Linked DNA regions of Homo sapiens: region 2 is linked to region 1. Evidence: read pairs that join two places in POLR2A ChIA-PET (ENCODE). Cell type or tissue: B cell. All regions are shown on one strand. Links, peaks and the distances in the headings refer to the core of each region. The heading gives the core; the rest is flanking DNA.

Region 1 (14,767 bases), core at 7,946-10,445:
ACCCCCATGGCCCATCATCCATTCACGGAGTTTATGGCACTTGGGCTCACGTTGCCTGAGCTCCTGCTGGGTGCTAAGAGGGGACCCAGGATCTAGAGTCTCTCCAGGTCACCCACCACCCATGATCACAGCAGTTTGCCCCAAACCCAAGGCTTCATGGCCTCAAAATGGGAGCATTTGCCTTCCTCTCTTCTTACTCCAGGCCCTCCTCAACCTTGACCCCCAGGTGGATTTTCCCCCTAAAGCTGAGGTCTTTTGTAAGCCCCCTGGAAAACTCCACCAAGTTCTAAAGGAGGGTCAAGAAGAAAGACACATGTTCCCTCTCTCACGGAGCTTCCAGGGGGCAAAATTAAAGCTCCATGGAGAGGAAATGGTGCTGGAGCCTGGGCTAGGTACCTCACAGCAACCATGGGAAGCAAATAGGATTCATCTCCATTTCACAGAAGAGAAAACTGAGGCTCTGAGAGAGAGAGAGAGAGACAGAAAGAGTTTAACCAGCTCAAGGCTCATCTGGCCCCAGAGCCCAGCTGATTTCCAGTCCCCTGTCAGCACATGTAGAGTCTCTCAGACTTGGCAAAATCAGCCACTTGCTACTTACTAGCAGAACTGTAGAATCTCAGGCCCCACCTTAGCCTACTGATTCAGGATAGACATGTTCACAGGATTAATCAGGTGATGCGTATTGGAGTTAAAATTTGAGAAGCACTGATTTAAAACCAAAGAATCACCTGGAGACTTTAGGAAAACACAGATTCCTAGACCCATCACTTGAGATTCTGGTTCAGAATTCTCAGGTGGGGCCTGAGAATTTGCATTCCTAACAAGTTCCCAGGTGATGCTATGATACTGATGATGCGGACCTCACGATGAAACCACTATTCCTCCCGCCTGGGCAACATGGCAGAATCCCATCTCTACTAAAAATACAAAAATTCGCTGGGTGTGGTGGCATAAGGCTGTGGTCCCAGCTACTCAGGAGGCTGAAGTGGAAGGATCACCTGAGCCTGGAGAGGCCGAGGCTGCAGGGAGCCATGATTGCACCACTGCACTCCAGCCTGGGCAACAGAGTGAGACCATGTCTCAAGAAAAAAAAAAAAGAAAGAAACCACTGCTCTAGGCTAAATCCCAGCCAGAGTTGGAGCCACCCAGCTAAACTGGCCTGTTTTCCCTCATTTCCTTCCCCGAAGGTATGCCTGTGTCAAGATGAGGTCACGGACGATTACATCGGAGACAACACCACAGTGGACTACACTTTGTTCGAGTCTTTGTGCTCCAAGAAGGACGTGCGGAACTTTAAAGCCTGGTTCCTCCCTATCATGTACTCCATCATTTGTTTCGTGGGCCTACTGGGCAATGGGCTGGTCGTGTTGACCTATATCTATTTCAAGAGGCTCAAGACCATGACCGATACCTACCTGCTCAACCTGGCGGTGGCAGACATCCTCTTCCTCCTGACCCTTCCCTTCTGGGCCTACAGCGCGGCCAAGTCCTGGGTCTTCGGTGTCCACTTTTGCAAGCTCATCTTTGCCATCTACAAGATGAGCTTCTTCAGTGGCATGCTCCTACTTCTTTGCATCAGCATTGACCGCTACGTGGCCATCGTCCAGGCTGTCTCAGCTCACCGCCACCGTGCCCGCGTCCTTCTCATCAGCAAGCTGTCCTGTGTGGGCATCTGGATACTAGCCACAGTGCTCTCCATCCCAGAGCTCCTGTACAGTGACCTCCAGAGGAGCAGCAGTGAGCAAGCGATGCGATGCTCTCTCATCACAGAGCATGTGGAGGCCTTTATCACCATCCAGGTGGCCCAGATGGTGATCGGCTTTCTGGTCCCCCTGCTGGCCATGAGCTTCTGTTACCTTGTCATCATCCGCACCCTGCTCCAGGCACGCAACTTTGAGCGCAACAAGGCCATCAAGGTGATCATCGCTGTGGTCGTGGTCTTCATAGTCTTCCAGCTGCCCTACAATGGGGTGGTCCTGGCCCAGACGGTGGCCAACTTCAACATCACCAGTAGCACCTGTGAGCTCAGTAAGCAACTCAACATCGCCTACGACGTCACCTACAGCCTGGCCTGCGTCCGCTGCTGCGTCAACCCTTTCTTGTACGCCTTCATCGGCGTCAAGTTCCGCAACGATCTCTTCAAGCTCTTCAAGGACCTGGGCTGCCTCAGCCAGGAGCAGCTCCGGCAGTGGTCTTCCTGTCGGCACATCCGGCGCTCCTCCATGAGTGTGGAGGCCGAGACCACCACCACCTTCTCCCCATAGGCGACTCTTCTGCCTGGACTAGAGGGACCTCTCCCAGGGTCCCTGGGGTGGGGATAGGGAGCAGATGCAATGACTCAGGACATCCCCCCGCCAAAAGCTGCTCAGGGAAAAGCAGCTCTCCCCTCAGAGTGCAAGCCCCTGCTCCAGAAGATAGCTTCACCCCAATCCCAGCTACCTCAACCAATGCCAAAAAAAGACAGGGCTGATAAGCTAACACCAGACAGACAACACTGGGAAACAGAGGCTATTGTCCCCTAAACCAAAAACTGAAAGTGAAAGTCCAGAAACTGTTCCCACCTGCTGGAGTGAAGGGGCCAAGGAGGGTGAGTGCAAGGGGCGTGGGAGTGGCCTGAAGAGTCCTCTGAATGAACCTTCTGGCCTCCCACAGACTCAAATGCTCAGACCAGCTCTTCCGAAAACCAGGCCTTATCTCCAAGACCAGAGATAGTGGGGAGACTTCTTGGCTTGGTGAGGAAAAGCGGACATCAGCTGGTCAAACAAACTCTCTGAACCCCTCCCTCCATCGTTTTCTTCACTGTCCTCCAAGCCAGCGGGAATGGCAGCTGCCACGCCGCCCTAAAAGCACACTCATCCCCTCACTTGCCGCGTCGCCCTCCCAGGCTCTCAACAGGGGAGAGTGTGGTGTTTCCTGCAGGCCAGGCCAGCTGCCTCCGCGTGATCAAAGCCACACTCTGGGCTCCAGAGTGGGGATGACATGCACTCAGCTCTTGGCTCCACTGGGATGGGAGGAGAGGACAAGGGAAATGTCAGGGGCGGGGAGGGTGACAGTGGCCGCCCAAGGCCCACGAGCTTGTTCTTTGTTCTTTGTCACAGGGACTGAAAACCTCTCCTCATGTTCTGCTTTCGATTCGTTAAGAGAGCAACATTTTACCCACACACAGATAAAGTTTTCCCTTGAGGAAACAACAGCTTTAAAAGAAAAAGAAAAAAAAAGTCTTTGGTAAATGGCAAATGAGCGTGTCTTTGTTTTGCAATCCCCCACACCCCACCTGACCGTCCCCTCTCCCCTCCTCCCTGCCCTCTCCCAGGCCTCGTTTCTTAGAGACGCTCAGAACCACAAAGTTGCTCAGGAATGCTCTGAGCCCGTCTGGTGACACAGGACCAAGAGGCTGAAAGGTAGAAGGAAGATGAGGACAGGAGGTCCATCTTGCAAATACCCTTCCAGAGTTCAAGGGATAGGCCCCAAGCCTGCACAGTCAGCACTGAACCGGACATGCTGATCCTACTGCAGCTTTGGGAAGGCCAACTTTTCCGGGTAACCTCGATACCTGGGGACTCTGCATTTAGCAGCTCTTGCACAGTAGCCTGCTCACCTGTCCCAGCTCAGACCAGAACTAGAGCCCTTAACCTTTTGTCAGCCCCTTAGACTCTGAAAGCTGGGGTTTGGAGGGAGGGCCTTTCTGTGGGCTTGGAGACCACAGCATACTGGACTAGGGGTCAGGGATGAGACCCTTTGCTGGCATGAGAGCTGGAACCACCCATGATCCTCTCTGCTAGCCACTGTAGCAGCAGTGGCCTCCGTGGTGTATGTCATAGTCCCTTCCTGCTGGTACAACAAAATGCCACCGATGGAGTAATTTACAAACCATAGAAATGTATTTCTCACAGTTTTAGAGGATTGGAAGTCCAAGATCAAGACGCCAACAGATTCAGTGTCTGGTGTGGACTCTCTCTGCTTCCGAGATGGGGCCTTGCCATGCCCTCTGGAGGGGACAAACACTGTGTCCTCATGTGGTAGAAGAGTGGAAGATCACAATGAGCCTAACTAGTTCCCTCCTGCTCTTTTATTGCTATAAGGGCATTAATCCCGTTCACAAGGGTGGAGCCTTCATGACCTAATCAACTCCCAAAGGCCCCCCCCAACTTCTCATACCATTGCCTTGGGGTTTATGTTCCAACCATATGAATGTCGGAAAGATACATACATTCAAACCATAGTGTGGATACTGACTGTGGAGGAGCAGGGAGAGAGGGACAGACAAAGGCCCCCACACAGGCCAGGTGTCCGTGTCATTTCGTGCCTTGGTGCCACCCAGAGCCGTGACTTCTGCAAGCCAGAGAGCAGGTCAGTCCAACCTACAATGCGTCAAGAGGGGTCTGAAGGACCCAGAGCTGCAATAGCTCTGGGCCGTGGGGAGCTAGAGGGAGGGCTGAGGCACTCACGCAATAGGTGATTCCATCCATTTCCCCAAGTGGAAAGAGCCTCGTTGAAAATGGAGCTGCCTGGTAATGACACCCATTCGCTCATCTCGCAAGCACGTGACATTACCCTCCTCCGAGAGATGCACTGGGCTGGAAGGTTTTTAACAAGATTTGTCAGCTGGTCTCCAAGCCGGGAATTGGCGCCCTGAGAGGAATGAGCCTGGCACGGATGCAGTCAGCGTGGAGCGGCGTTTGCAGCAATGGCATTAAATATTAAAAGGCACAGCTGCGACTGTGTGCGTGAGCGTGTGGCCAGGGGGCAATGCCAGTGTGCGTGTGTGTCCCCGAGGGGAACCTGCCGGAGCGCATGTGCGTGTGGAGCCCGCTGGTGTGGACATCCTAATGAGGTTACAGATGGGAAAACAACCCTCGGTTCCTGAAGGGGAAGAATGTAACAGAGCAGTCATGCAAAAGGCAGCCAGGCCAGCCGCACAAATGCGCCCCCTCAGCTGCAGATACATTTTTCTAGAATAACTGGACATCTCCAAATATTTACAGAGAAAACAAAACCCCCAGCAATGTCAATTCCCTCGAACTGCTGTGTCTCAGAAGTTCTGACCTCGGTTCAGTGCTGGCCTGATCCCTGCTCCCTTGCCCGAGGCTCTCATGTGCCCATCTTGAGCTTGGGGTGACCCCTGGGAAGAAGGAAAAGGCCCCCTGGGAGGCCCACCCAGGGCTTCTCTCTTCTTTTCTTACCTGCTTCATACATCTGAACCCTCTTCCCAGGTTCACAGCCAATAAGCCTTCTCCAGTCACCTGAAATTTCCTTTTCATTTCATCCCCAGGCCCTCATCTCCCTCATCCTTGCTGGCTGCAACCCCAAGCCAAGCCCAAGGTATTCCCAGGCCACAGGTCTTCCCTTTCAGCTAGAAGCACCACACCTTTCTCATCACAGACTCACAGAGCTCCAAGGGACCTCAAAGATCAGCTGGGCCAATCCCCCAGTCATTTTCTAGATGGTGAAACTGAGGCCCAGCGGGGAGAAGCTGACTTGCCTGAAGAGGCGTGGCAATGCAGGGATATTGGTTAAACTTGCTTTGGAAGCCTGAGCGTCTGGCAGGGTTGCAGGAGGGTGTGGGGGAGAGCAGAGACTCTGGAGCTCTGCCGACTTTGAATCTCATCTCTACTGCTTCCCAGCTATGTGACCTTCAGCTGTTGCCCAACTGGTCTGAGTCTTGGGTTTCTCAACTGCAAAATGGAGAGGATTTGTGTAAACAGTTAGCACAGTGCCTGGAATGTTGAGTGTGGTGGTGAGGAAGAGGGACTTTGCAGCCAGACTGCCTGGTTTGAACCCCGGCTCCACTGCCTGGGCTGGTTACTTAGCCTCCCTGTACCTCAGTTTCTTAATCTGTATAATGGGGATACTAATGGTACCTATGTCCTAGGATTGTTGTGGAAGGCAACGAATCCATATATGTAAAATGCTTAGAAAAACTTACATATGTGTTGTTGGTAATCTTTAGGAGATGTTTAAGAAACGGTAACTTAAAAAAAAAAGTTGCTAACCACAAGGAAACCAAATTCAATTCCTTAGCCCATTTCCATCCCCACAGAATTTATAATTCAAGCTGGAAGGCAATTTAGAGATGAGTGAATCTGGCCTTTCCATCCATTGCATGGTGAGTCAACTCGTGCTCTGAGAGGGAAGCAACTAGCCTGAGGTCTCTTGGGAGGTCTTTGCAATGCTGGAACTTTAACCTAGTTCCCTGGGCTCCTAACCAGAGCTCTTCCCACCAGACCCTGCTGGGCTCACGGGAACATCCCTGCACATCCACCGTGGCACCCGCCCTCATCCCACGCTGTCTCGTTCTCTCCGGCAGGCACCGTTCATCTTGTCCTTTGATTAGGTCCTTAAGGAGAACCTCCCTTCTCCCCTTTAAATAGTTCCTGTCCTTATCACTGAGTCTGGAGAATGAATGAAATATAAAAGAAATATGGCAGCGGTCCCAAAGGAAATCAGGCAACTGATCTTTTTAAGAAAGGAAGATGGGCCGTCTTCTCTGGGAATGGTTCTCAGTTACATGTCTTTGTTGAGGGTGAACAGTTGGAGGAAAAGAAACAGACCTAAAGGGATTGTGGGGGGAATTAAGGCAAAGGAGATGGGGGAAAGGCAGGGGGAAGATGGGGCAGGAATGGGTTTTAGGGAATATACACTGGGGGCGGGACTTGAAGCAAATCTTCAGTGGGTAGTTAGATGTCCCATCCTGCATGCACACACATGCATGTGCACACACACACACACACACACACACACACACACACACACACACATAGAGCCTCCCCAGGTCTCCCAATCTCAGGTGAGGAGAAGGGGGCTCTATTAGTCTTAGAGACAGGTGGGCCCATGGCCTTCTTTGCAGAGAAGATGGTTAGAATCGGTCATGTGTCTCTGGTCTGAGACCCTAGAGAAACTCCAAGGAGAATAAAAAAGGTTGGGGGGGGGCCTCTCCCTCAACTCAAAAGAGCAACCCTATCAGGCTTCAGAAAAGCAAGCCCTCCTAGCACTCCAACCCACGGGAGCAGCTGTCTGAGAAGTCCCAACTCCTCCAGCAGCCACCCCCTCTGTTCCTTCACTTCTCTTGGGCCCAGGCAGAGACACAGACAGGAGTCTGTGTGCAGAAAAAGCTCCCCAGGCCCTTTTCTGTGGAGAGCTGCTCCAGACTAAGCGAATCTCAGCTGATCTCGTGCGAAATCAGAAACGCCAGGATGTGTATTCCCCACGGGCTCCTCTCTTTGTGTCTGTGCATGACCCAATTCAGACTCCTCTGCCGCTGTCAGATTCTCTCCTGCCCATATTCACTTTGAGGATGGATATAACCTTATTTTTGTGTGTTGTTCACTAACCCCAGGGACTTCGCTAGCTGGGCTGTCCTACGTGGTACAGTAACCACCACATAGTGTGGCCTCCAGGTTCTCATCTCTGGGTAAATAAACATCTCCGCACAGGCTTGGCCAGCTCTGGACTGGCTCAGTTCCTGCATGATGCAATAGGTCTCCAGGTCACATATCCGTGCCCACTAGCAAGAGGGAAGGTAAGGAGATGGTTCTTGCCCTGAAGTCCTCTTGTTCCTGTGTCAGAGTTTATTTAGGACAGAATAGTTTATATTTGCTCCAAGTAAATAATATCTGACATTGGGAAGCACAGCAGATGCAGCAGATGAGATGCCCCCAAACCATTTCCCAATGTTTAAAAAGAGGCCTGGAAAGGACAAGCTCATTGATCTCATTTGGTTTATGAAACTGCACTCAAGTGACTGAAGCAGAAACCTGACCACGTGTAAAGACTGAATGGCTCAATCTGCTTCCCAGGCCCAGAGGGTGTTTTCTGTGGCCTGGCCCAGGCCTATGGTGAAGCCGGTGCTAGGGGGTCACCTATGTGGGAGCCAGCTCTGCCTCCTGCCCCGAAGCTCCAGAGACTTCTCCTACAACTGACTCTCTGGACACGCCCTCTTGCTTGCACTAGTATCTCTTACCTGCCACCTGCCCTCCTCCACACACCCCGATTTCAGGGAAGCTCAGCTGCTGAGAGTGCTATTGACAACCTCTGGACTTGGAAATCAGGAGGAAGGGAATGGGAAGAATGGTGGCAGCTTTGTGCCTGGGCTGTTCAGGAAGACATCCCTCTGCCTTTGTTCTCCAGGGCAAGACACAGGGCTAGACACGCCGGAATCCTTAAATCCTTTGTCAAAAGCAGAACTGGGATTTTCGTCCAAGGACTACACCTGTCCTGTCCTCAGCCTCCTTCTCAGTTGCCCCCCTCCCACCCATGCTCATCAGAGCCGAACCCTGAGGAAACCATGGACCGAAAGACCTTGTGAGCTTTTGTTGCTGGGAGTGTCAGAGGCTGGGAGACAGAAGGTATGAGAGATGAGATGCCATGGAAGGGATGGCAGCGATCACAGAGGCTGGGGGGCAGAGGAAAGAGACGTTGAAGAGGTGGAGGGGTAATGAACCTAGGCGGGAGACAGGCTAACATTTACTAAGTGCCCGTGATGCACCAAGGACTAGGCTAGCTATACAACCTTTCATTGAATTCTTATGACAACAGAGAAGGAAACAGGTTTAGAGAGCTCATGTAACTTACCTGTGGTGACACAGCTAGCAACTTTATTAAGATTTTGTTACGTACTATACACTGTATTAAGCATCAGTATCTTATCTCATTTAATCCCCACAACAACTCTACTAGAGTCTCATTTAATAAATGAGGAAACTTAGGCTCAGAGAGGTTAAGTAACTTTATCAATGTCACACAGCTACTAAGTGATTTCAACCAGTTCTAGCTGCCTCCAAATTTCTTGCTTTAGTCACCCTACTTCACCGTTCAACTAAACAGCTGTTTAATACCAAATATTTCTGGAGCCCCTACTGAGTGCCAGGCACTGTGCTGTGTCCAGCCAACATCTTTCAAACCCTGCCAGACACAGAGCTCTGACCTGGGAGAAGGGAGAATCAAATAACAAAGACACAGCCCCCACCTGCCAGGGGCTGTGACCCCCACAGCTGGGCAATAACCAGGTCTTTGCTGCTCCACAGTACCTTGTCCCTGCTTCTCCCCTCTAGGCCCTGCTTCTTACCTAGGCTTCCTCCATGGGCTAGCCCTGCAGATGACTGAGAGGGCTGAGATGGCTTTGCCACAGACTAGTCACTGGGCAATATGGGCAGGTCACCTCCCTTTTCTGGGCCTCCAGCTCCCCAGCTGTACAATGAGGTTGCTGGACCAAATCATTTCTACCCATCGCCTCCAGCTCTGACTTGCTATGGGTGCCTTGTCTGGGCAGAGTCTGGGAGGCCAGTGCTCAGCGGGGTAGGGCTCTGGGCATGTTGATGCTTGCACGAGGTGCAGGGCAAGTGTGTGAGGGGCTGAGGAAGCTGCTCCACCCCCAGCTGTGGTTTCTGGTGGGGCCACCATGGCAGCAGGTGGAGGGAAGTGTTTGTCACCCTTCCAACAAAGGCAGTCAAACAAAAGCCTCCCAGGGCACCATGGGAATAGGCGGCAAGGGCGCCAAAAATAAAACACACTTCTCCTTTGATAGGCATCGGTGGCAGGCATAGGCAGCTGCTAAGGGAGTCTGTCCTTGGGGTGGTGAGGAAAGGGTTCAGATTTCGTGCCCAAGAACACTCACACTCACAAGAGCTGTCCCACCTCACAAACAGCCCACACATACAGATGCTCAATATTCACACAAGAAACACCACCGCACACATCACACACACACACACCAACACAGCAGTCACACAATCAGCATACACATATACACATACAAATAGAAAACTTGCCCCCATACAAGACCAGCTTCATGGGCCGCGACCTGCACAGTCACTCTGGGCCCTGCACTAAGGCCCTGCACTAAGGCCCATGCTGGGTATAATGCTTTGCTGCCTGCACTTTGAAATTCTTAATTATTTTTAAACAAGGGGCGCAGCATTTACATTTTGCAATGGGCCCTACAGGTTCTGCAGTTGCTCCTGTGGGTGTGCACTCATGAGAGCGTTCACTACCTGCTTAAGCATACCTTTTAACACTTTTACACTGTTGATGGGAGTGCAAATTAGTTCAACCATTGTGGAAGACAGTGTGGTGATTCCTCAAGGATCTAGAACCAGAAATACCATTTAACCCAGCAATCTCATTACTGGGTATATACCCAAAGGATTACAAGTCATTCTACTATAAAGACATATCCACACGTATATTTATTGCAGCACTATTTACAATAGTAAAGACTTGGAACGAACCCAAATGCCCATCAATGATAGACTGGATAAAGAAAATGTGGCACATATACACCATGGAATACTATGCAGCCACAAAAAGGAATGAGATCGTGTCCTTTACAAGGACATGGATGAAGCTGGAAACCATCATTCTCAGCAAAATAACACAGGAACAGAAAACCAAACACCACATGTTCTCACTCATAAGTGGGAGTTGAACAATGAGAACACATGGACACAGGGAGGGGAACATCACACACTGGGGCCTGTCAGCGGGTAGTAGGGGGCAAGGGAAGGGAGAGCATTAGGACAAATACCTAATGCACGAGGGACTTAAAACTTAGATGATAGGTTGATAGGTACAGCAAACCACCATGACACATGTATACCTATGTTACAAACCTGCACATTCCGCACATGTATCCTGGACCTTAAAGTAAAATTAAAAAAAAAAAAATCCTACCTATATAGACAAGAGTGCATCCGCTACACACATACACACAGATGCACAAACACATGCATGCCACAAATGCAACACCCACACAAACAGCAATAGCCCCCCATGTTCACGCGCCAAAGCACACACATTGATACCCAGAAGGGGTCCAGACGCTCACAAGCAACGCTACAACATGCAGCCTATGCCCTGCAGCCTGCTGACACAATTCAATTGACTTAACATTGGGGGCAGCAGAACAATGTGAAGGGAAGGGGCTTGGAGAGAAAACAGGTTCATGTCCTCCACCTGCAAACATCTCCCACCTCTCTCTTCGGCCCTGGGCTCACCCACCCCACTCAGCGGCTGGGACCAGAAGAAAGGGAGAGCCAGGGAGGTGGGCGCATGGACGGAAAGGGGACAGGGATGGAGGTGGAGAGGGAGAGAGAGAGGGCAAGAAAGAACGGGTGGGGAGTGGGGGCAGGAACTGAGTCCCCAGGTGAGCTGGCCCCAGCAGTGGTCTCATAAGAGCTCAGAAGGTCTTGGACCCAAAGCAGTAAGAACAATGCCCCTGTGCTCCCCGCAAGCACAGGGCGGTCCCGCCCTCAGAGTCAGTCAGAGGATGCCCACCTCCCTTCTTACTAGCTACACAGCCTTGGGCACGCCGTGTAACTCCGGGCCTCAGCTTCCTCCTTTGTGGAATGGGATAGCCAATTCTACATTGCAGGGTGGCAAGGCACACACAGACACAACACCTCCTGGATTCCTGCAGCAATCAACAGCTCGTCTCGTGATCAGGCCTGCAATCTGATTCTTGGCACAGGAACTCCAGACCCCCTCATTACAGCAGACATTTGGAACGCGTTTATTTCCCATCTTCTCCTGGTCTCACTTCACACCTCACAGCCAGGTACAAGCACAGAGGTGGATGTAATTCATGGCCTCATGGCCACCATCACTTCAGGGACCTTCAGGATCCTGCAGCCCCATCCTGCCCCACCCCCTACCCAAACCAAGCAGGACTCCAAGGCCTGGAAATTTTTCTTCCTCCTCTATTCTTTTTTTTTTTTTTTTTTTTTTTTTTGAGACGGAGTTTCACTCTTGTTGCCCAGGCTGGGCAATGGCGCGATCTCGGCTCACCACAACCTCCGCCTCCAGGGTTCATGCCATTATCCTGGCTCAGCCTCCTGAGTAGCTGGGACTACAGGCACCCACCACCATGCCCGGCTAATTTTTTGTATTTTAAGTAGAGACAGGGTTTCACCGCGTTAGCCAGGATGGTCTCGATCTCCTGACCTCATGATCTGCCCGCCTCGGCCTCCCAAAGTGCTGGGATTACAGGTGTGAGCCACCGCGCCTGGCCTCCTCCTCTATTCTTTACCCCCAACCTGTATTCTCCACCCCCAACCCTAACCTTCCTAATTTATTTATTTATTTATTTATTTATTTATTTATTTAGAGACAGAGTCTTGCTCTGTCGCTAAGGCTGGAGTGCACTGGCTCACTGCAACCTCTGCCTCCCAGGTTCAAGTGACTCTCCTGCCTCAGCCTCCCGAGTAGCTGGGATTACAGGCATGCGCCATCACGCCCAGCTAATCTTTGCTTTTTTTTTTTTCTTTTTTTTGACAGAGTCTCGCTCAGTCGCCCAGGCTGGAGTGCAGTGGCACGATCTCGGCTCACTGCAAGCTCCGCCACCCGGGTTCACGCCATTCTCCTGCCTCAGGCGCCCGAGTAGCTGGGACTACAGGCGCCCGCCAATATGCCCAGCTAATTTTTTGTATTTTTAGTAGAGACGGGGTTTCACTGTGTTAGCCAGGCTGGTCTCGAACTCCTGACCTCTAGTGATCCGCTCACCTCGGCCTCCCAAAGTGCTGGGATTACAGGCATCCCTATTTAAAATTGTCCCAGCCTCTGTCCCTTCCCTGAAAACCCCATCATTCTGTTAGGTGATACCAGATTCTTAAAGAGTGATTCGGGAAAAACGAATGGGCCCTAAGGGGCATGCCAGTGTGCCCCATTCCAATTACAGTCACCCACAGGAGAGAGGAAAGGTCGTCCAAGTGGCCACCAACAAGAAACTATTTCATCAGATTTCTTTTTTGTTTGTCTGTTTGAGACGGAGTCTCACCCCGTCACCCAGGCTGGAGTGCAGTGGCGCGATCTCGGCTCACTGCAACCTCTGCCTCCCGGATTCAAGTGATTCTCTTGCCTCAGCCTCCCAAGTAGCTGGGACTACAGGCACGCACCACCACATCCAGCTAATTTTTGTATTTTTAGTAGATACAGGGTTTCACCATGTTGCCCAGGCTGCTGTCAAACTCCTGACCTCATGATCCGCCCACCTCAGCCTCCCAAGGTGCTGAGATTACAGGCGTGAGCCACTGCGCCCGGCCTATTTCTTCAGATTTCTTATAGGACATAAGTCACTCAGATCCCCTCACAGGCTTTCTGTCAACTTACTGAGAGGGAAACTGAGTCAAGGAAGAGTGAAGTGACTTGGGTGAGCAGCAGAGTTGAGGGTTGTGGTCTTTCTGATGTGCAGTCTCCATGAGACCAGATCCAGAACAATCCATGCCCCACCGCACTAGCACACAGCTGGTTCCCATTCCCCAGGCGTGGGAAACAGCCGGGCTGGTTGGAGGCCTGCCAGGGTGGGAGGTCTGGTCACCAGGTGCCCCAGGACAGGGAGGAGGGGGCAAAGCAGGGGGTCCGGCATTCAGATTCCCATACTGGTCTCACCGTTTATCATCCGTGTGACCTTGACAAGTGCCTTCTCCTCCCTCGATGCAGTTTCCCCGTTTGAAAACAGGTGTGATGTTGTTAAAACCTCCCTGGAGTGTTACATTAAACGAGGTAGTGGATGTACAGCTCTTCGTAAAGTGTAAAGTGATAGAGAGGGTAACAATAGACACTCTTCCATAACAATAGCTGGAATAATCGCCTCTGCTGTGGGGACCTCAGTGGCTAGTTTAGGGGTCATCTTTCCCCGTGAGATGAGGAATTACTCCCCTGTGACACACGAGGACAGAAGGCATTTGCTTTGGTTACAGAGTGAGGGGACTGGCATTGCTGAGCCTGTGTGCTCCCACGTCACGTGGTCCCTGGCAGGTCCCCACTTTGCCCCTGTCTGACCAAAGCTCCTCCCAGGAAGGGAGACTTTAGGCCCCAAACTTAGCAGGTCCAGACCAACTCCTGATTGGCTGGCCTAGCCCAGTGCCTGGCACATCATAGGTCAAAACATGCTCGTGGAATAAATGCTCATGAATGGCGAATGTGGGGTCTTCCCACACCCTTGACTCATAAGTTTAAAATCTACCCAAAAACCCCAGCATTGCAGAGACATGCCCAGGCAGACAGGCCCCTCTGTGGAAAGAGCTGTTTGTCATGGCTAAAGGTAAGGGCCCCATTTCAGACACTGTCCTGGAAGAGTCCCAGACAGTCAACAGATGACCCTGCCTTTTAACATCCACCCCATCCCTGCCAAGCACAGGGTCCCGGGCTCTGACGCAAGCACCTCTGCAAATAGATGTCGTTTCCATGGGAACTGAAACCCCAGTTTGTTTTTCCCTCCAAGGCACTCTGTAATTTCCAGCACAGTCTGTGCAACGTCAGCCTGGTAACCTCGTGCTGAGCTGTTCTCCGGGTCTGTGTCCAGCACAGGGAGCTGAGCTGACCTAGAGAGGTCATGGCAAGACTGTGCTCCCAGAAGGGCCTCCAGAGTTCGTGGGCACCAGCCCCTGCCTCCCCCCTGCAGAGGGGTACCCAGTAGATAGGTGGAGTCAGAGACGAGTCCTTGAACCTCCCTAAGGGAGGCCTGGGGGGTTAGGGGGGAGTGGAAGGACGGGGGCTCATTTCCAGTAAGAAGTGGGAGGGAAGGAAAAGGTCTCAGTCTGGAAGCCTGGGCCCCAGGGAGGGCGGGCGATGGGTAACAGATGATTTCTGGCTGCTAGAGGAGGGTGTGCTCTCAGCAGTTGGATCATTAGCCTCTATTGTCTGAGCCTCCGTGAGGAAACAGCCGTGGAAGCAAAAGCAGAGGCGAGAAGGACTTGGGGAGATGGAGGCGGAAAGGAGGGGGAGGAGGTTAGCGGACGAGGCAACGATGAACTTTAAGGACAAGATGCCAAGA
Region 2 (14,767 bases), core at 6,972-9,471, 83 kb after region 1:
CAGATGGAGACATTCGTGTGTGAAGCACACAGGTATGAAAAGATGTACCAAGTTTGGTGTGGCTCAAGTACATGGTACCTAAGGGAGTAGGTGAGAGAGAAAGCAGAAGAAAAAGACAGCAACAGGACCCTCAGGACCCTTGGGTGCCAGCTGAGAATGTCTGGAGATTGAATACTTGCTGAATGAAGGAGATGGGACTCAGGCCTGCTGTGTATGATTTTGTGGGCTATGCAGTGCATGGTCATACATGGCACCCTGCTTGGGCTTTATCCCATAGGTAATGAGGATGAGATAGGAAGCGGGACTGCACTCCAGAGGCAGGGCTTGGACACAGGTCCAAACTGAGGACTAGCTAAAACAGGGATGGGGTGGGAGGAGCTTTCCATAAGACACACCCACCAGTGTGACATGTCAGTTTACCATTGCCGTGGCAACACCCAGAAATTACCACCCCTTTCCATGGCAGCAACAACCTAATGACCCAGAAGTTATCACCCTTTTTCTACAAATCTCTGCATAATCTGCCCCTTAATTTGCATGTGTTTAAAAGTGGGTGCAAATATGAGTGTGGAAGCTACTGAGCTGCAGCTCTCAGCACACTGGGGTAGCCCTGCTCTGCAGGAGCAGTCACAGGGCTGTGACACTGCCACCTCTAGAAAGCTGCTTTCTTCTATCACCGCTTGCCCTTGAATTATTCCCTGAATGAAGCCAAGAACCCTCCCAGGCTAAGCCCCAATTTGGGGCTCGCCTGCCCTGCATCAGGGAGACATGTCAGCTGAGGAGTAATTGACCAGATTTCTGCTTTAGAAATATGGCAGTGGAGGCAGGAGATGGCATCTGAGGCCCAGGCTGGGGAGAAGGGTGCTGGGATGAGAACCTGGAGTTCAGACCAGGGAAGGGATGAGAGCCTAAGAAGAGGAGCTCTCACCCTGAGACAGGCTGGTGCAGGAGTCTGCTCGATCCAGGCCTGGGTCCCTGGTTCCCTCTGAGCTTGGGAGGACTATGTGAGACAGAACAGGACCAGGGGCCTGCATTCCCCCTTGTATTATTCATCTTCTCGGGCTGCCATAACAAAATACCATAGACTGGGCAGCTTACACAACAGAAATTTATTTTCTCACAGTTCTGGGGGCTGAAAGTCCAGGATCAGGGTGCCATGATGGCCAGGTTTGGATAAGGACTCTCTTCCTGGTTTGCAGATGGCTGCCTTCTCCCTGTGTGCTCACATGGTCTTTCTTCAGTGTGTGTGCATGGAGAAAGAGATCCCTCTCCCTCTCTTCCCTTTCTTATAAAGCCACCATCCTGCCGGGCACGGTGGCTCATGCCTGTAATCCCAGCACTTTGGGAGGCTGAGGCGGGTGGATCATGCACTCCAGCCTAGGCGACAGAGAGAGACTCCGTCTCAAAAACATAAATAAATAAAATACAATAAAATAAAGCCACCATCCTATCTGATTAGAATCTCACCCTTGTGGCCTCACTGAACCTTAATTACCTCAGAAAAGCCTTATCTCCAAATATAGTCACATTGGGAGTGAGAGCTTCAGCATGCGAGTTTGACGGGACACAGCTCAATCCACAGCACCCATCCAGGCAGAGTCCTGCCCGGTCATGTTCCCCATCCCCACCAAGCTGCAGTCCTGGCCAGGCTGGAGCCCTCAGCCCCAGGAAAGGAGACCCTCGATTTCCCAGGCTCCCAGGGCCAGCCAGGGGCTTCTTTTGTAAGTGTTTCCTGGAAGGCTTTTCAGTGTTCTCCTCTCCCCATCTGGACTAGCCAAGAAAGGCAAGTAGAGCTTGGCTGGAGCAGGCCTGGGGGTCAGGCAGACAAGCCAGGAAGGAGGGAACCAGAGAGGAAGAATGAGGAGGGGGTAGGAGGGCAAGCAACACACACTCATTCATTCACGCATTCAACAAATATGCGCTGCACTCCCAGTGAACTACGCAGAGCCAGGCAGGCAGGGTTGGCCAGGAGCTGGGGGAGGGGCCTACGTGTGCCCCAGGAAGCAATGTTCTCCCCTCCAAGAATTCAGACTTGACACCCTGTGAACACTGACAAGGACATATCCTTAGTTCACTCCGCTCCCATCTATGCATGCACACACATACACACGCATGCACACACACACATGCGTGCGCGCGCACACACACACACACACACACTTGCTTCTTCTGCATCAGGAACTGGAAGCCAGCCAGGTGTGGTGGCTCATGCCTGTAATCCCAGCACTTTGGGAGGCTGAGGCGGGCAGATCACTTGAAGTCAGGAGTTCGAGACCAGCCTGGGAAACAAGGAAAAACCCCATCTCTACCAAAAATACAAAAATTATCCAGGGGCGGTGGTGCATGCCTCAGCTATTCGGGAGGCTGAGGCAGGAGAATTGCTTGAACCCAGAAGGCAGAGGCTGCAATAAGCCGAGATCATGCCACTCTACTCCAGCCTGGGCAACAGAGTGAGACTCTGTCTTAAAAAAGAAAAAAAAAAAAAGAAATGGAAACCTGGGTGTCAGGCAGATCTGGTGGCAGGTCCCTTCTGCCACTGGTTAGCTGCACAGTTTGGGGCAAGTCACTTCTCTGGGCATTGAGCCTCAGTTTCCTCAACTGTAATACCCACCTCACAGAATGAAGTTTGTGGGAAGCCTTATAAATGCACCAGTCATGAATGCACTTCAGAGTCTCTGGGGTGCTGTATAAATGCTCCTTATGGGAAGGGCAGCATATCTGCAGCTCTCTCACTGAGCACTCAATGTGTGCTGAGTGCTGGGCCACGGGAATGAGGGCTCCATGAAGAAAGAGACTCGTCTAGTTCACCACTGAATCCCCAGCGTCTAGAACAGTGCCTGGCACATGGTAGGTCTGTAGTATCTGTTAGAAGCTTTGCCATATGTTAGCTCATTTAATCTTGACAACAACACTACCTAAGTACTATTATTTATCCTCATTTGATGGACATGAAACTGTGGATTCAAAAATTAGGTAAATTTCCCAAGGTTCAACCATAAGTGGCAGAGTGGGATCTGAACCCAGGCAATCTGATCCCATGGCTGCTGATGATAATGATGACGATGGTGATGGAGATGAAAGCAGACATTTGGAGTTTATTGAGCCCAAGGTCATCAAATCCAATACCCTGCCTTCAGGCACACCAGGACAGGGTTGTCTGTCCCTCCTGGTGTCTCTGCCAAATGCCTCTTCTTCCATTGGGGGTTAGGTTCCCCCTCCCACCCTGATCCCTAGCCCCAGGCTACTCAGGAAATTGAAAAAGTCATGCCTCTCTCTTTCTGCCTAGAAGCCAGCACATCTCCCCTGTAATCCCCCACCCAGAATCTTCCATCAGGACCAAGGATCCAAACCAAATGCTCCAAGCAAATTTACCTCCTCCTGCAGTGCTTGAAACCCACTCCTGCCAGAGCAAGTCTCCTTCGTGGACGCCCCATAATGAGACCCAAGGATCCTGGCTGGGAAAGACAGAGACCCCCGGGAAACCACTCTACCCCCAGCTACTTGTGAGTAGATGGGATGGGGAGAAGGGAGGGAAGACAAGCAAAGAGAGAGGGAGACAAAAATAAAAAGTCAGGGCCAGGCACGGTGGCTCACACCTGTAATCCCAGCACGTTGGGAGGCTGAGGGGGATGGATCACCTGAGGTCAGAAATTCGAGACCAGCCTGGCCAACATGGTGAAACCCCATCTCTACAAAAATACAAAAATTAGCCTGGCGTGGTGGTGCACACCTGTAATCCTAGCTACTCGGGAGGCTGAGGCAGGAGAATTGTTGAATCAGGGAGGCAGAGATTGCAGTGATCACGTCACTGCCCTCCAGCCTGGACAACAGAGAGAAACTCCTTTTCAAGAAAATAAAAGACAGGAAAAAAAGAGAAATGGAGAAACAGAAAAAAATAAAAAATAAAAAAAAATAAAAGAGGGCATGGAGAAACAGACCAGGAGGAGGGCCATCCGAAAAGAAGGAAACCCAGAGAGAGAACAGGGCCAGAAGACAGGAGACCCAAATCGAGGCAATCTACAGAGACACATTCCCTCTTACAAAATGGAGAAATAAGTCAGGCCCAGTGGCTCACACTTATAATCCCAGCTCTTTGGAAGGCCGAGGCAGGCGGATCATTTGAGGTCAGGAGTTCGAGACCAGCCTGGCCAACGTGGTGAAACCCCATCTCCACAAAAAAGTACAAAAATTAGCCAGACATGGTAGCACATGTCTGTAATCCCAGCTACTCGGGAGACTGAGGCGGGAGAATCCCTCGAACCCGGGAGGCGAAGGTTGCAGTGAGCTGAGGTCACACCACTGCGCTTCAGCTTGTGACAAAGTGACGGAGACTCCATCTCAAAAAAAAAAAAAATGAAGAAATAGGGCTACTAGGTGCCAAGGGTACAGAGCACAGGAGAAAAGCATCTATGGGCAGTAGGCATTGAAGAGACAGGCAGAAAGCCCCTTGCTACATTTATTCAGTAATCATTCAGTATCTGCCTCAGGCCTCCTGTTTATCTGGCACTGTGCTTAGCCCTTAGAGATGGGGTTGGGACACACTTATGCTAAAAAATTATTTGTTCTTTATCTGAAATTCACACAGAACTAGATGGCCTGTGTTTTTTATTTTCTAAACATGTAGCCTGGAACTACACTGATGAATGAGGTTCCTGACCTCATGGAGCTTATAAAAATGAAGGATAGCCGGCGGTGGCTCATGCCTGTAATCCCAGCACTTTGGGAGGCCGAAGCGGGCAGATCATGAGGTCAGGAGTTCAAAACCAGCCTGACCAACATGGTGAAACCCCACCTCTACTAAAAATACAAAAATTAGCCGGGTGTGGTGGCGGGCGCCTGTAATCCCAGCTACTCAGGAGGCTGAGGCAGGAGAATCTCTTGAACCCGGGAGGTGGAGGTTGCAGTGAGCCAAGATTGCGCCACTGCACTCCAGCCTGGGCAACACAGCAAGGCTCCCTCTCAAAAAAATAAAAAGAAGGCCAGGCGCAGTGGCTCACACCTGTAATCCCAGCACTTTGGGAGGCCAAGGCGGGTGTATCACGAGGTCAGGAGATCGAGACCATCCTGGCTAACACGGTGAAACCCCGTCTCTACTGAAAATACAAAAAAATAGCTGGGCATGGTGGAAGGCGCCTGTAGTCCCAGCTACTCAGGAGGCTGAGGCAGGAGAATGGCGTGAACCTGGGAGGCAGAGCTTGCAATGAGCCAAGATTGCACCACTGCACTCCAGCCTGGGTGACAGAGCAAGACTCCATCTCAAAAAATAAATAAATAAAATAAAAAATAAAGAAAGAAAAAGAAAAAGAGGGACAAAGATACAGAGTAACTGCACTGTGAATGCCTAACTAAATATTCTTCCATTGAGAAGATGCTCAAGGTGCTCTGAAATGAATACTCAGGAGAATTGACCTGCTCAGGGAAGTCAGGGAGGGCTTCCCTGAGGAGGTGATGATGGCTGAGATGAGAGCTGAAGAAAAATCCATTGTCAGGGGGTGTGGAGGAGGGGGCATTGGGAGCATTGAAAGCAGAGGGACCAGCATGTGCAAAGACCCTGTGGTGGAAGGGAATGCAATACAGCCAGTCTGGCTAGCGGCCCCAGAGAGCAAGGGGGTGTGAGGGGCAGGGGGCCTGGTGAGGTCAGCAGGGGCTAGGCCAAGCAGGACCTCCAGCTCATGTTGGGGGCTTTGGTCTTGACCCTTCCCTGAGAGGCCAGGGAAGCAAGAGGCTGACAGGACTCAATTTCCTGGTATTGTAGGAAGAACTGATTGGGGGCCAGGTGCGGTGGCTCATGCCTGTAATTTCAGCACTTTGGGAGGCCAAGATGGGTGGATCACATGAGGTCAGGTGTTCAAGACCAGCCTGGCCAATATGGTGAAACCCCATCTCTAGTAAAAATATAAAAATTAGCCGGGTGTGGTGGCATACGCCTGTAATCCCAGCTACTTGGGAGGTTGAGGCAGGAGAATTGCCTGAACCCAGGAAGTGGAGGTTGCAGTGAGCCAAATTGCACCACTGCACTCCAGCCTAGGCAACAGAGCGAGACTCTGTCAAAAAAAAAAAAAACCTGGCGATTAATAAGCTGAGAATGGCTGTGGAATAAGCAAGGGAAGCAATGGTGGAGGCTACGTCTAGGACCTGGATGGAGGCAGGACAGCAGGGATAGAGTGGAGAGGTACTGCGAGTTAAAATCCACAGGACTTCAAGATGGAACAGGAGTGAGAAGTAGGGGAGGGGGTTATCTAGAAGGACTCCCAGGGTTCCAGCCTACAGGAATGATGATGGAACCCTCTCCTGAAATGCGGAGGGCCAGGAGGATCCAGCTTAGGATAGGGATGAAAACCTGAGTTCTGAGTCAGGGCCCCGTCCCACCCCTCCCATCAGCCAGGCAGGACTCTCTGAGATACCCTCATGAGGACCATCCTCCCAGACAGGGCAGCCAATCATTCTCCCAAGTTGCCAAGATGGAAACCAATGCATGGTGGAGGAGAGGAGGAAGATGAACAGAGAACCACCCACTTTGCCCTGCCTGAAGGGTGGGGGCCGCCTGAGCCCTCAGACAACGTGTTTGGGGGCAGGTGTGTGGGGAGATCCCTGGTGCCTCACCCTCACTTCCTCCATCCACCTCCCCTCCCAAAAGCCAGGCAGCCTTGGCATTATGACAGAGCCTATCTCGCACTGCGGAGGGTCTTTTGTGGTGGCAGGAGAGGGCATGCCTCGGTTCCAGGCAGACCACGGAGTAGTGTCGGGGAGCAGCACGCAGGAAAACCCAGTGATGGGGCAGATTTAAGAGGTAGGGGGAGGCCAGGTGTGGTGGCTCATGCCTGTAATCCCAGCTCTTCGGGAGGCTGAGGTGGGTGGATCACCTGAGGTCAGGAAATCGAGACCAGCCTGGGCAACATGGTGAAACTCAGTCTCTACTAAAAATACAAAAATTAACCAGGTGTGGTGGCGTGCGCCTGTAATCTCAGCTACTCAGGAGGCTGAGGCAGGAGAATCACTTGAACAAGGGAGGAGGAGGATGCAGTGAGCTGAGATCACGCCACTGTACTCCAGCCTGGGTGACAGAGTGAGACTCCATCTCAAACAAACAAGCAAACAAAAAAAGAGGTAGTGGGAGAGGGAGATGGAGAGGGAGAAAAGGGACAGGAGCACAGGACAGCAAGACACAGAAAATGGAAAGATAAGAACCAAATAAGAGAACCAGGACCAGAGGCAAAGGAACCCACAGAAAGACAGAGGCATAGATAGAAAGACGGCTAGCTGGCTGGGGTGGCTCATGCCTGTTATCCCAAAACTTTGGGATGCCGAGGCAGGAGGATGGCTTGAGCCCAGGAGTTTGAGACCAGCCTGGGCAACATGTCGAAGCCCTGTCTCTACAAAAAAAATACAGAAATTAGCTGGGTGTGGTGGTGTACACCTGTGGTCCCAGCTATTCAAGAGGTGGGAGGATCTCTTGATCCCAGAGGTTGAGGCTGCAGTGAGCCATAATCACACCACTGCACTCTAGCCTGGGCGACAGAGTAAAACCCTGTCTCAAAACAAAAACAACAACAAAAAAAAGAAAGTTATCCAAGTGCCAGCTTTTTTTTTTTTTTTTTCTTTGAGACAGAGTTTTGCTCTTGTTGCCCAGGCTGGAGTGCAATGGCGCGATCTCGGCTCACCGCAACCTCCACCTCCCAGGTTCAAGCAATTCTCCTGCCTCAGCCTCCTGAGTAGCTGAGATTACAGGCATACGCCACCACGCCCAGCTAATTTTGTATTTTTAGTAGAGACAGGGTTTCTCCATGTTGGTCAGGCTGGTCTCGAACTCCCGACCTCAGGTGATTCGCTCACCTCGGCCTCCCAAAGTGCTGGGATTACAGGCATGAGCCACCTTGCTTGGCCTCAAGTGCCAGCTTTCTTGTTGCACTGAGCTCTCCTGTCCCAGGAAGGCTTCTGCCACCTGGGCTGTCCTCAGGGACCCCACGGGGCTAGGGTAGGAAGAGTGAAGAGAAAGGCAGGACTGGGCAGAGGACCCTGGTCCCCTTATAAGAAGCCTTCAGCCCTGCAGCCACCCAGGACTGCTTCCTGTTTCCTTTTTTATTCATTTATTCATTCAATAAGCATTCGTTGAGCTCCTACTGTGCACCCGGCTCTGGAGATTCAAGTGTAATTAAATAAGACCAGCATGTGTTTTAGCAAAACAGGGGAACCCAAGAAACAATTGTGAAAAACATTATGCAGGAAATAAACAAGATGGTAGAAAAGTAAGGTTGAGGGAGATTCTTTACCTAGGATGGTCAGGGAAGGACTCTCACGGGAGGTGACATTTGGCTGAAGGCTGGAGGTAGGGGAGCCAGCCTTGTGAAGAGCAGGGGTGAGAGTGATTCGGCAGAGGGAACAGCACGTGCAAAGGCCCTGAGGTTGGCAGCATCACACTAAAGGGGCTGGAGAAACTCGGAGAGAGCTCTACAGGCCAAGGAAGGTATTCAACAGGAGGCCTCTGGAGGGTGTTACACAGGGTCCTAACCAGATGCCTCTCCACTGCCTTCATCTGCCCCTGAGCTCAGGTACATAAGGCCACCACATAAGTGTGTGGTCCCCAGCAGGACCTCACACACTTCCGTCCCCCTCATGTAGGATCATGGCTCTTCTGCCCAGAAACTGCACCCCCTTCCTTCCTTCCTCCCAAATGAAAGCCCCTGGCCTAGCTTCACCTCTCTGGTGCCCGAAGTGCCCCTTCCTATTTAGGTTCCCCTTTTTATCCCACCAGGAGACACTGGGGGAAAGAATACTGCCCTGAGTTCTAATCTGCTTCCACCACCAGTTCATTTACACCTTCCGACAAGCCAGTTCAGGCCCATCGAGGCCTCGGTTTCCCATCTTCATTATGGACCTGCCAGAGAGGAACATGCTGGTCCCAACCCTGCTCTTCTTGGGGATGACCTTTCTCAGCCACAAGATAGAGCCATCTCTTCCCTTCCCCTGAACATGTGCACACATGCGCACACACACACACACACACATGCACACACACACCCTGCTCTCTCCTCTCCAGCCGTGACCCTGCCCTGCTCTCCCCAAAGCCTCCTGTGTGGTCTGCCCCCTCTCCTACCTCCCACCCCAGAACCTTGAGATCTGCCTCCTGGCAGCCTCTGCTCGTCCCCCTTTTACCCCCTCCCTGCCCACCTGCCACTTAGGATTGCACCGACCCTCCTGTCCTCTGCCAGTGTCCCAGGGCTGCTGACTGCAGACAGTACAACTGGAGGCTGGCCCTTCCCTGGCCTGCAGGGCCTTCCCCACTCATTAGAGCCCTAAGAACATCCCCGTGGAGGGGTTTACAAGGCCCATTTGCAGTCTTTTTTTTTTTTTTTTTTTTTGGGGACGGAGTCTCGCTCTGTCACCCAGGCTGGAGTGCAGTGGCACAATGTCGGCTCCCTGCAGCCTCCACCTTCCAGGTTCAAGCGATTCTCCTGCCTCAGCCTCCCGAGTAGCTGGGAATACAGGCACGCACAGCCACACCCAGCTAATTTTTGTATTTTTAGTAGAGACGGGGTTTCACCATGTTGGCCGGGATGGTCTTGATCTCCTGACTTCATGATCCACCCACCTCGGCCTCCCAAAGTGCTGGGATTGCAGGCGTGAGCCACTGTGCCCTGCCCCATTTGCATTCTTAAGACAACCTCCACTCCCCGCCCCAACCCTAAAAATAAGAAACTGTCTCAAAGTTGTTAAAGCCCCAGTTTATATTGTAACATAAACCCCTGTGGGCCTGGGCCTGGGCTGTAGGAATCACCCGCCCCTAAACTCTCCTCTCTTTCAGAGGCAGGTTTGTTTCCACCGCAGCCCCTCCCTCATTGTGAGGCGCTGGGGCTGCCCAGAGACAGTCCTGCGGGCCTTGTCTCCAGAGCAGACCTCGGAAGGCTTTTGGGAGTGGGGGTGGTCACAGATTCTGGGAGCTCGAGTTCTGTGCTGGCCTGGCCTGACCCCTCACAGGGCCGGTGGCCGAGCGGACCAGGGTCACAGAGCAGTCACATGTCACTTTGAATGAGAAGTTTTGAACTGTGGCTGAGAAATGAAGTTGGAAAACAGCTCAGCCAAAGGCAATTGGAGTTTTTTTGTGCTTTTTTAAAAATTTTTTGGGGGGAAAAAATCCTCTATTGTCCGACTAGGCTTCCATGATGCTGGAAAATTGAAATTATTTCCTGGGAAGTCTGGTCTAATTTCCCCTGGGTGGGGTGGAGGCTGAGCTCCCCTCCCCACTGCTCCAACTTAGAAGTTTCTGGTTCTACTCAAGAGACCAGGACCCAGGAGGGAAGCAGAGACCCTGAGCTTTGGCCCTGCCAGGCAGCCCCTGCTCCCCGTCATCCTGCCTCGGGAAGCCCCTATCCCAACCCTTGCAAGTTGCGGAGGCTGTTTCAAGAACCTGGAGATTCCTCATCAGTGTCACTCTCCCAGCAGCCTGGGTCTGCTGGGCGGCCCTCTGGGCTTGTCCCCCACCCACCCTGGCTCTCTACTTGTGCCCTCTGTCTCCTGGACTCCCCACCTCTGTCTCAAGGCTCTCCAGGGCAAGCCGACCGAGGGACAGCTGCAAAACATTTGTGCTGGGGAGCCATTTGCAGCCAGGTGGCTGCCAGGCCTGATATGATGGGAACCCTGGGCCCCAGCCCAGCCCCAGCCCTTCCACTCAAGCCCCAGTGCAGGAACCTCTCTGTCTGCCAAAACCAAGGAAGCCGAGGCGAAGGAAATGACCTTAAGGCTACTCCAGGAGACCAGGGGTCAGGCATGGTCAGCCCCCACTTGACAATCTGCAGCTGAGCTGAGCTCTGAGAATGGGGGGCAGGGTAGGGAGGTGAGGGCAGCGGGTACTGCTCCTAGAGGATGGCATCAGGTAAGGTAGCAAACTGCCCACCCATGCCTCAGTGAGAGGCTGTCCACAGCCAGCCACCCTCTGTAGGCTAATAGAAAGGTTTCCAGGCCACAAGAGAGACGGAGAAGGGAAGAAGGGCTCTCCCCCGCAGCCCCTGCGAAGAGGGACCCCACACACACCTCCACCACTTGCCCTTGGTCTACCCCCGCCTCCTCTCCTGGGGGAGGACATGGAGTGAGTAGAAAGCTTAGGCCTCCAGCCGCAGCAGACCCATCTGTTTCCAATCAGGAGAACAGGTTCCCAGATCATAGAGGACACATGGGGAGGGAGGCCACAGACAACGAGCAGCCCGCCCTTGCTGCAGGACCCCCAAGCCCCTCCCCGAGCGCGGCCCCTGTCCCATTTGGTCTCCTTTCACCCTCCAGATGGGCCTCACACACAGCCACAGGAGGGCCACATGGGGCAGGGAAACCTTAGGGGGTGCAGACCTCCCTTTCCTACCCAATCGTCTGACCACAGACCCAGACTTCTGTCCCTAGTTAGACATTCAACCCACAGAAGAAAGAAGGAAAGGGAAGGAAAGAAAGGGGCTAGAGGGAGGACGAAGGGCTGCCAGCATAAAAAGAGCAAGCGAAGCTTCCAAAAGCCATCAGATCCCAGCTGGATCTTGTTATAAATGAGGAAACTGAAGTCCGGAGAAGGAAGTCTAACAGAACTTAGTGAGCTCAGCCCCAAGCCTGTTCATGCATCATGCCCATATAATGGTCTCCACAACTCTAGATAGGAATTACTACTCCCATTTGACAGATGGGAAAACGGAGGCTCACGGGAGCAAAAGGTCTTACCTGCCCAACCTCACTCAGCTGGTCAGCAGCCAGATCTGCCTGATGCCAGAGTCTGGGCTCCAGGCCGCCCACCAGAAGTGATGGCCGCCTCGACAGCCCAAACCCCAGGGTCATTTTCCCTTCCCCACTGTCTCCAGACTTTGACCAGGTGGGAATCTAGTTCTGGAGAAGTCTGCCCTCCCCATCCAGGGTCTGCCTTGGTTCCCACCCCTTATCCATGCGGCCCCAACCTCAACCTCTGTCTTCAGGCCCAAGGTCAAAGGACACAAGCCTGAGGAAAAAAAGCAGCCTCTCTAGTTATGGCTTAGTGCCAGAGTTTTAATCCTGGCTCTGGACAACCTTGGTGTCTGGGCCTTGACTTCCCCATCAATAAATATACTGGGTTGTCTAAAACTGGGTTGGACAGTGATTCTGTGATTCCCCAACCCTCTATTCCTATCCTCCTGAACAAACCTAGAGGCTTCCCCTTGGCTTGGGTGGTCTTCAGAAAAAGGGTTCTGACCCCAATTTCAGAATTTAGAGCTGGCAAGGGGACCAAGAGAAGGAGGGGACCCAGCCAGCCATGGAAGCCACTAATCTCCATCTTTCCCTGGGGGACTGCACTGCCGCCTCCACTGAAAGCAATTTGTCATGCCCTGAATTAAGTGACTCCAACAAGGGTTTAATTTCAGCTTAATGGCTCTGTTTTTATGTGTAATTAAATACTATAGCATGGCAAAAATATGTTGTTTGCACTTTAGAGACTGTGTAAGGGCCTAGGAAGCCAATCCCACCGAGTTGCTGCTCCCAGGCTCCACCAGCGCCTCCCCCAGTTTGGCTGGAATTGTCCAGGTAGAAGGGAAGGGGGCTGGGGACCTAAGGAAAAGAGGTGGGGGGTGGGGGTGAGGGGTGGGGTGGTCCTGGTGGCGCCTGCTCACTCGGTAGAGCATGTTTCTAATTATCTGCAGCTACTCCCTCCACTTACACTCCCTGACCCCACCCTCCCCAACCCTGGAGCTTCAGATACAAGAGGGGACAGGTCACTCTGGAAGTGAGGATCTAATTAGACCCTTGGTTGGCTGCAGCAGTGTCTGCTCCTCCATGGGTGTGCCCAGAAGTCTGCCCCACGGTCCTGACCCAACATCCCAGAGGCCAGCCTGCCTCCCAGCTCCATTCCACCACATCACCTTGACTTTCTCTTTCGAGGTCAGAGAGGCCTGGAATACAGGGGGAATCTCTGTCAGGTAACACTTCAGGCCATTTACCACACAGCCACATAACAGCCCCCCACACTGGGAAAGAGGACCGAGCAGGCATCCCAAATCCTGCATGCCTCGTAACATTCCTGGAGCAGCTTGGTGGCAGAATGTGGCTCAGGGTACAGCGGGGTTAGGACAACCAGCCTTTTCCTGGAAAGAGGTGGGAGATGGCAGTGGCTGGAACTTCAGGGCCTGAAGAGCAAGCAGGGCCCAGAGGCTTGGCCAGCTCTCCAGAGATTCCCCAACCTGAATCCAAGGCTGGAATCAGTTCAAGTCTCCATTTTTCCTCCCTACTCCCACCCCACCTTCTTGCCAGTGGAAAACCCAGCCCCCAACCCCCAGCCAACATCAGGGCTTGATCTCTATTAGTGAGCTGGGAAATGGAAACCAAATGCTTGATGTAGATCAGCTAGGGGTTGTTGGCAGGCGGGATGTCCCATCCCCTGCTCCAAGTCAGTGGGAGGGAATGACATGTCTCCAGGAGGCAGGACAGAGCACTCAAGGACTTCAGTTCTCAAGTCCATCCAGGTTTAGTGGTGCCACCAGTACCTCCCTCCCACATCTCCCAGAGGTGCTGACACCCCTGTGGCAACTAGAGAGACCATTTGGGTATTCCCACCGTTTCAAGGGTGGGAGGGCCTAGCTGCAAACAAGAAGCTGCTTTTATTTGCTTTTTGGTACTTAGGACCTGGCTCCAGGATCCTGTGGGCATGAAGCCTGGACAGGGCAGTGTTTCTGTGGGATGTGAAAGTCCTCTCCCCAAAGCACATGTTCATTCTCTAGTGTCAGACATCTCCCCACAAACCCTGAGGTGGGATCACCTAATGAGCGAGAGTCCAGTCATCCACAGCCAGGAGAGACAGGCGTGCTCCGTGAATGTCTCACTCCCTCTCTCCTCACATCGCACACGTGTTCACATGCCACATATACACACCACACAAATGCACACCACACAAATGCACACGCCACATATACACACCACACAAATGCACACGCCACATATACACACCACACAAATGCACACCACACAAATGCACACACCACATATACACACCACACAAATGGCACACCTTCCCTTCACACATCAAACAGGCATGCACACCCCCAAAAAGCCCATACACTCACGTTTCAGGTGTCACTGCGTCATACTCACATGCATGCACACACACATACTCCACAAATGCACGTATGTCACGAAGTTACACCCAGGCCATGCACACAGCTACTTCCAAGCCAATTTGGCTTTTTTGGGAGGCCCATGAAAGAAAAAGGACCTCCTACCACCACTGCCAAGGGTGCAAGCCTAGAGCATCGGGAAGGGGACTAGAGACAAGGGGGTTGAAAAAGATGCCTTAGGGAAAGAGATACTTTCCCTAAACTTGAAACCTAAAACTTAATCTTCAGCGTGCACCACCTCCCATCCCCACAGGCCTTGGCCTGGGCTCCAGAAGGAGGGGACTCTGTGAAGAGTGGCTGGGGCTGAGGAAGCAACCCTCAACACCACTTTGTTCTTTATCTCCTGCTGCTGGCAGCCGCCGTGGTGCCTCAGGGAGACCAGATGGCTGCAGGACTTTGCTGCTGGGGCAGAGCTAGAGAGACAGAACTGCAGACCCAGCCTCAAGATGCAGACGGGACAGGTGCCAACAAAGTTGGGGCCCAGTGAAATCAGAAGCCTGGAAGCGCCTCTGGAGCTGGGGAGGGGGCTGAGAATCCAGGACACAGCTAGATAGGAGGGAGCCCGCGCAGCGGGCGGCAGGCTCAATGCAGCGTCTCCAGACTGCCTGCAACCTCCTGGAAAAAGGCCCCCACCGAGAGATCAGCTTCTGCTCCCGGAC

Evidence for each region. Peaks named below come from ENCODE experiments on the same cell type or tissue, not always from the same donor. Only the 100,000 strongest peaks of a DNase experiment are listed, where the experiment ranks them.
Region 2: POLR2A ChIA-PET joins it to region 1 with 8 read pairs; 25 of 35 experiments call an interaction of 5 or more read pairs at or near these places.

What each region holds. Positions count from the first base shown.
Region 1 is chr17:40,542,239-40,557,005 of GRCh38, reverse strand. CCR7 (C-C motif chemokine receptor 7) reads left to right here. Exons shown (of 3, transcript NM_001838.4): 3 at 1,188-3,237. The coding sequence ends at 2,264. Among named protein-coding and RNA genes, the nearest start is that of CCR7, 16 kb to the left of the region's middle. RefSeq lists enhancers at 3,133-3,252, 3,343-3,402, 9,216-9,455, 13,879-14,048, 14,329-14,458 and a silencer at 9,606-9,655. In B cell, for the core only: no CTCF peak of the experiment used is centred there; DNase peaks (open chromatin) are centred at 8,525 and 9,375; H3K4me3 peaks cover 733 bases; H3K27ac peaks cover 1,920 bases.
Region 2 is chr17:40,458,392-40,473,158 of GRCh38, reverse strand. No RefSeq gene overlaps it. Among named protein-coding and RNA genes, the nearest start is that of IGFBP4, 22 kb to the right of the region's middle. RefSeq lists enhancers at 601-1,490, 1,491-2,382. In B cell, for the core only: no CTCF peak of the experiment used is centred there; no DNase peak of the experiment used is centred there.